Regions from separate parts of the Homo sapiens genome. Here region 2 is linked to region 1. A link is a contact called in ENCODE Hi-C or POLR2A ChIA-PET data. All regions are on one chromosome and are shown on one strand. Each heading gives the region's core, a stretch centred on a gene start or an enhancer-like site at or near the end of the contact. The rest is flanking DNA. Distances are from core to core; before and after follow the strand shown.

Region 1 (3,519 bases), core at 1-2,500:
TACTAAACATGTGGCAGGGGTGAAGTAGGGCAAGGGCAAAATGAGGGGTGGGGCGGTATGCGGAAAGTGGGCACGAACAGGAGCCGGGGACGCTCCAAGAGGCGTGCAGTAGCAGCTCAGGACGGCAGGCGGATCGCGGAGTTGAGAATAAGGGGGGTCGCACAGAGTGGGGAATGCAGAAAGAGGGAGGGTGGAGGCAGGAGGCTGGGGGAGGGGGTGACAGACTGCTCTACAAGCGTCAGGATTCTGGAAAAAAAAAAAAATGGTTCCTTACCCACCCCGCATTCTCTGGGCAGATTGCCCTGACTACTAACAGGGTCTCCCCTCTCTCTGAGCAGGGACTGATGGCTGAAAAGAGACGCCCCTCCCCCCCTTCGATAAACGATGGGAATTCGAAAAGCCCACGGAGTCTAGTCACTAAATAGGGTCAAACCGGATCCCGGCGTTTGGGAGACCAAAGAGGCCCGCGGGGAGGGGTGACTGTCGGCTGGGGAAATGGTGGGGTGGGGAGTGGAGATCTCACCTGGAAGCCGAGGAGGCCCGCACCACAGTCCATTTTCTGAGCCATGGCTCCTGTCCCTCTGGCAAGAGCGGAGCCTGGGGGCTGTGGGAGAGGGGCAGGGCGTTATACTACAGAGGGCAAATACGAAGGACCTAATTGGGAGGGGGGTGACTGTGGTCTGACTGTGCGGGCGGATAAGGTGAATGTGAGGAGGAACGGATCGGAGCGGTAAAAGTGAATGGGCGTCCAGATGGAGGTTCTGAACCCCGAGAAGCTACTGACAGGGCGAAGCTTCAAATGGGGATCGGGAAGCAGATGAGTTCTGAATTCGGAGCGGGGGTGCGGTTGGGTTGGGATTCGCATTTGGGAAGTTGCATGGAGGTTTTGAGTCAGGAGGAATCATCTAACAGTACAGATCGAGGTCAAGGAATCTGAGGATTTCGAACGATGGGAGGGATCGGACAGGGGTTTTGAATCAGGAAGGATCGGGAGGGGCATTGAATTGGGGTTTGGGGGGTGGAAGGGGATTCAGAATCCAGGGTGAAGGGATCGGGATAAAAAAAAATGGGGGCCCGCACCAGGGGGCAGATGCCCAGTCTGGGGGCTAATTCTCACCTTGCCTCAGGCCCCAACCCCAACCCCCTCGCTGCCTCCCTTCTTCACGACTCAGAGGATCGGGATTGCTGGGCTCGGCTCTCAGCAGCCGCACTCTCTCCTTGTCCAGGAGAAAATGCCAGCGCGGCAGCTTGGGCGACCCCGCCTCTTCGCCTAATATACCACCCACCGCCTCAGGACGTTACGCGCATGCGCAAACACTGAAGAGCCAAAGTCAGTCCCGCCTGCTTTCCCAACAAAAGCTTCGTCCTGGAGACCATGATGCGCATGTGCGCTGGAAGGCGGTCCCGCCCCCTTTGCCAACACACCACCCCACCACCAACCAGGTCGACACTATACAACAGCACCTCCCCTTCCTCTACGCCCCCTCCCCCACAGATGCGCTGTGCCTCTTGGTCCCACCCCTTGCCCCACACACCGGCCCCCTACCTTTTCCGCAATGCGTCTCTATTCCGTCCCTCCCCTATTCAAGGCCCCTCCTGTCAGGCCGGCTTGCATCTCCACCCCCTTGTCCAGCATGCTTAGGTCTCTGTTTGGGGTCTCTAATTGCAACAAGTGTTAGACCTCTGCTGAGGAAACGGAATGGCCTGAGAGGATACACTATTGGAGCTAACAAAGTAGTAGTAGTAAGTCTGTGGCTGCCACGTGACTCCATGATTTCTCCCTCACCCCCTGCCCGCCCCCACAAGCTCCCAGACGCAGAAAGAACGTTAGTTTCTTCCCTTTCTTTCTGCAGCTCCGGTGATGGACTCATTTTGTGTGTGTTGGGGGAGGAAAGGAGGGAAGGGCACAGCTTGTACATCACAGCAGGATTTGTGCTGGGGCTTGTCTTCCTGTCACAGCAGCCCTGGGAAGTGGATGTCAGCACCCCTATTTTGCAGATCAGGAAGCTGAGGCACAGATACATTGCATGAACTAGACAAGGCCACAGAGCCAGGAAACAAAATGCAAAATTTGGGTCTGGGTCTTCCTGACTCCAAAGCCCACATTCTGCTCATGCTGGCCTGGGGACTAAGGGTACCCCTCCCTCCTCCATTTGAGCAACAGACCACGGCACCCCATTTGTACCAAACAAGCAAAGTTTGTGTTCTAGGAGGCCCAAGCTCATGCTCTGCATTCAGGAGGACACAAGCAGAGGCCCCCACCCTCCCCCTGCCCTGTGTGGGTCCATCCAGGCGTGGGAATTGCTCCTTGGGGTCCACTCTGTGCTCAGAACATCAGGCCTCTTCCTTATCAGGGATACAATCACACTGTCCCTGAGGCCTTCCTGGTGCCCACTGGAGCAGCCAGGACAATCAGACCTGTGTGTCTGAGCCATGGCAAGCCCTGGTTCCTTTCAGGGCTGGGGCCTGGGGCAGCTGTGGTTTTATGGAGAGAAACTGGGCTGGGCTTCAGAATTCCAGGAATGGAGTGCCCAGCCTGTCTGTCTCGAGCTGTGTGAGCCCGCACGGGTCACTCAATTCTCTGGGCCTGGTTTCTCAATGTGCAAAGTGGAATGCACAGCAAGTGGGTCCTACCCAAGGACACACACGCTGCTATGCTTCCAGGATAACTGGAGAAACTCAAAAAGGCAGAAAATTAAATACAGATGTGAGGTGACTCAAATTAAACTGGTACAGTTCCAAAATTCAAGACAGATCTTTGTGCAGTTCACATTTGTTCTGGCATCAACTCATGCCAGAAGCCTGAACATGAAAGGAAGCTAATGCTAGGAAGGACTGCAGCATTTGGTCCCCAAGGGCCAACATCAGTTCTGCCTGGCTGGATGACTTTCCTCATCTGTTGCATAGCAACCTCCTCTGTCAGCTGCCTGTTTTTCCTCAGCACTTCCTCTGTAAAGTGTCTGCAGTGAGACGTGATCAGACTCAGGAAAGGAGGTCAGAAACACCATTTTCTATGCTATCTGTTTCCATATCTGTATCTTCGGTCATGACTTGGCCTATGAATTCTAGATCCATAGTAACTACCTACCTCACTTCTCCAAATGGATATCTCTCAGTATTCTCTAAATTAACAGGTCCCAAACCGATTCCTTCATACGCCTCCTCCTTCCCACCAACACAGTGTTTCTCCTCTAGTTATGCCTTTCTCCCCCATTTAGAGTGTAAACCTCTTAGGGAGACAGATTTTTGTTTTATTCATTGTTGTTTCCCCAGCACCTAGAACCATGCCTGGCACATTTTTATATCCTCAATAAATATTTGTTAAATGAATGAATCGCACTCTCCATCCCATTGCTAAAGCAAGAAACCTGAGAGGCAATTTTTCCTGTGATCAATTCACTTATTTTTCCTCATTATACAAATAATGCACACTCATCACTATACATTCAAACACTGCCTAAATATTTTAGAAATTAAATAAACATCACTAAATCTCATCACCTTGGACAATTGCTTAGA
Region 2 (3,659 bases), core at 844-3,343, 2.6 Mb before region 1:
GACTTGGTGACTGCATGGGTGATGGAGGAGAGAAAAGAATTAAGGGTGTAACCCGGGTTTCTGCTTTGACTGGGGTCATTCACTAAGGTAAGACACAAAGAAGGACAAACAGGTTGGAAGGAGGATGCCTTGAGTTGGGAAGAAGCTGAGGTTTTAGGTGTCTCTGGGATATTCAGGTAGAGCTGCCTAATAACCAGTTGAATGCATGGGTCAGGAGAAATATCTGGTTTTGAGGTATCAATTTGGGAGTCATCAGCAAAGATATGATCATTGAAGCCAGGGGAGCAAATGAGATAAAGAAAAGAGCGGCCTGTAATCCGAGGCTTCTCTTTCCTCAAGTGGATCACTTGAGGTCAGTAGTTGGAGACCTGCCTGGCCAATATGGCAAAACCCCGTCTCTACTAAAAATACAAAAATTATTCGGGCTTGGTGGTGCATGCCTGTAATGCCAGCTACTTGGGAGGCTGAGGCAGAAGAATAGCTTGAACCCGGTAGGCGGAAGTTGCAGTGAGCCTAGATCGCGCCACTGCACTCCAGCCTAGGCGACAGAGCAAGACTCTGTCTCAGAAAGAAAGAAAGAAAAAAAAATCACATGTAGAGAGAGGACAAGAGCGCTCAGGCCAAAGCCCTGAAGAGCACCAGCATAAAGCGTTGGACAAAGAGGAGCCTGGAAAGTAAAAAAAGAATTACTAAGGAAGTAGAAGAAAAACAAGGAAAGTGCAGTGTCATGGAAGTGGTTTAAGGAGGAGGGAGTGGTCAACAGTGCCAAATGCTATCAAGAAACCAAGTAGGATAACCTCTGAAAAGATTCTATGGGGGCTGGGCGCGGTGGCTGACGCCTGTAATCCCAGCACTTTGGGAGACAGAGGCCGGCGAATTACAAGGTTAGAAGTTCGAGACAAGCCTGGCCAGTATGGTGAAACCCCGTCTCTACTAAAAATACAAAAAAATAGCTGGGCGTAGCTACTCGGGAGGCTGAGGCAGAAGAATCGCTTGAACCCAGGAGGCGGAGATTGTAGTGAGCCGAGATCGTGCCGCTGCATTCCAGCCTGGGCGACAGAGTGAGACTCTTGTCTCAAAAAAAAAAAAAAAGAAAAGATTCTATGGGATTTAGTGAGATGTTTCATGGCAGACCCTGATGAGAGAGAGCAGTTTCAAGCAAGTAGTGGAGGCAGATTGGAGTGGGTTGAAAGATAAGTGGGAGGTGGGAAAATGAAGACAGTTGGGTGTAGGCAACTCTTTTGAGAAGTTTGTAGAAGAGAAGAGAAGGAGGTGGTTGGAGAGGCAGAATTCTTGGTAATTGTTTATTTGTTTTTAGATGGAAGAGGTCTATGTTTAGATGCTGTTGGGAAGGAGCAAGGACAAATTCCTAGGCTTCGTAGCAAAAAGTCAAGAGCTTCCTCTACGGTGGCTCTGTTTACTCTCTGCAGCAGGTCAGGTTATTTGCTGAGGGTTACAGGGCAGATGGAGCACTTGGGGTTTGAGGGGAAAGGAGAAGGTTTGAAATGGTCACTGTGGAGAACAGAGGGAGAGCTGACTAGTAGGGTTGTGGGTCAAAACTGAGGGCCTGGTAGAAGCTGGGAACCATGGGTTTATAGTGGCACAAATCTGTGAAGTTGAATAGTTTTCCCCAGCAATGTTTAGCTGCCTGGGCGCAGGCATGGAAAAGGCGGACAGTTGGACCGATTCAAGACTGGGATGTTGCCAGGCGGATGCGACAAATCAGGGAACTGAGGGTATTTAAGAAAGTGACTAAGTAAGGGACCAAGATATCTGGTCTGAGCAAAGTGAAGGAGAATCAGAGACAGGTCCTCTATGAGCCAAGCCCTAGGAACACTCAGGAACATGAAGAAAGGGTTTTGGAAAAGAGAGTGAACGGCAAGCAGAGGGGGGAAGACCTGAGATGGGATGGAAGGGCAGATATGGGGGGAGGGGGTTGAGCCCGGAGACTTGCCTGTGGGGAAAGCAGGCTGAGGGGGAATTTTTTAAGGGGCAGGAGGGCCTTGAGAGCGGTAGCAGCGAGAAGTGAGGCGGCCCCGAGCGAGGGGGCGTGGTCAGGCGCAAATCCCGGGCGAGGGGGCGGGGCCCCGGTAACTGGGTCCCAGTGCCGCTGTGGCTGCGGCTGCCTCTGCGAGGCTCCCGCCTCCCCACCCCCCTTCCCAGGGCTCCTTCCCGCCCGCCGCCGCCGAGACCCAGGCTGAAGCTGGGGAGGACGGTGGAGCCCGGCCCAGGCCGTTCTCCTGCCCCCGCGGCTGGAGCATCGTCTGGGACTACTGGCTGAAGGCGAGCCCCGCAGCCCAAGCGCAGCGCACACGCGCGCCCCCGGCCACCGCCGTTCTCTCTTCCCTCCCCTCCTCTCCCCTCCCCTCTCCTCCGCCCCCGGCCTCGGCTGCGGCGGGAGGAAGAACGCTTCCCAACCAGCCAGGAGAGCCCAGATCTATTCCCATTCGGGGAGAAAGAAGAGACCCCGCACTTGGATCCGACCGACTTCTCGCCCCGGGGCCACGGAAGTGGCTCGCCGTCCACCGGAGAGTCCCCGCCGAGCGTAGCCCTCCAACCCTCGCCCAACCGCAGCCGCATAGACAGCGCTCCCCAGCGGGCCCCCGGCCCCGCCGAGCCCACTCCCCGCGCGGGGCCGGGGCCGGGGCCGGCGATGCCTGGCACGGCAGCGGCGGTGGCCGCGGCTGCTGCTGCTGCTACTGCCACCGCTGCCACGGCTGCTGGCCCGGGCCCGGGCTGGGGGCTTGAGTCTCTGCAGTGGGGCTGAGCCCGCAGTCCCGCCCCCCGATCCTGAGGCCGCTGCTCCGCCGGGCGCCGGGCCTCCTCCGCCCGCGCCTCCGCCCCAGGAGCTGGAGCCAAGCGGGGAGCTCGGGCCCCGCGCCCAGGCCCGGACCATGCATGGCCACCGAGCCCCGGGGGGCGCCGGGCCTTCGGAGCCCGAACACCCGGCCACGAACCCGCCGGGCGCCGCTCCGCCGGCCTGTGCCGACTCGGACCCTGGAGCCTCGGAACCCGGACTGCTGGCGCGCAGGGGCTCAGGTTCGGCTCTTGGCGGCCCACTGGATCCCCAGTTTGTCGGACCCTCGGACACCAGCCTGGGCGCTGCTCCAGGCCACCGGGTCTTGCCCTGCGGTCCCAGTCCACAGCACCACCGGGCCCTGCGCTTCTCTTACCACCTGGAGGGCTCGCAGCCTCGGCCTGGTGAGTGAGCGACTGAGAGAGCATGGGAGCCCGGGCCACGGGCCTGGTACTGGGAGCGGGTTCTTGTTCTCGAGCCCTCTAAGCCCCACCTCGGAACAGGCTCGCTTACCTCGGCCCTTTGGGTTCCCTCAAACCCCTCCTCCTCCCCACGTCCCTTGGCCTTATGTCCAGTCCTTTCAACCTCTGTCCCCATCTCCTCTCTCTGTCCCTTGTGCCCCTCAACCTCTCCAACCCCCTTCTCCTCTGTCTGCTGAGGCTAATGGGAGAGGGAGCACTCGCGAGAAAAAGAGGGAGGATTGCAAGGCAGCAATCCTTGGATATTTGGTTGGGGAAACCAGGGTTTCGTTTGGAGAACAGAAGAAAAAAAGGAGCCTTACATTTGCCAAGCGCCTACATTGTACCAGGCACTGGACTGGGTGCTTTACATGGATTTTCATTTCAGCTTCAGGAACCCTCAT

What was found. Hi-C counts contacts between places; a loop is a spot of excess contacts on that map. ChIA-PET counts read pairs that join two places held with the same protein, here RNA polymerase II (POLR2A).
Region 2: a map of ascending aorta shows a loop between it and region 1 (22-fold over the local background). The contact joins the promoter of FGD1 here to the promoter of MAGED1 in region 1. A Hi-C loop is called at or near these places in 1 of 168 maps with a recorded cell type or tissue (ascending aorta). POLR2A ChIA-PET finds 5 or more read pairs at or near these places in 1 of 52 experiments (OCI-LY7).

Annotation. Positions count from the first base shown.
Region 1 is chrX:51,891,354-51,894,872 of GRCh38, reverse strand. It overlaps MAGED1 (MAGE family member D1), which reads right to left and starts at 1,250. Exons shown (of 13, transcript NM_006986.4): 1 at 1,118-1,250; 2 at 524-604. The coding sequence starts at 568. RefSeq lists enhancers at 474-523, 744-793, 1,106-1,195, 1,836-1,955.
Region 2 is chrX:54,494,668-54,498,326 of GRCh38, reverse strand. FGD1 (FYVE, RhoGEF and PH domain containing 1) reads left to right here and starts at 2,093. Exons shown (of 18, transcript NM_004463.3): 1 at 2,093-3,201. The coding sequence starts at 2,895. RefSeq lists a silencer at 1,981-2,030.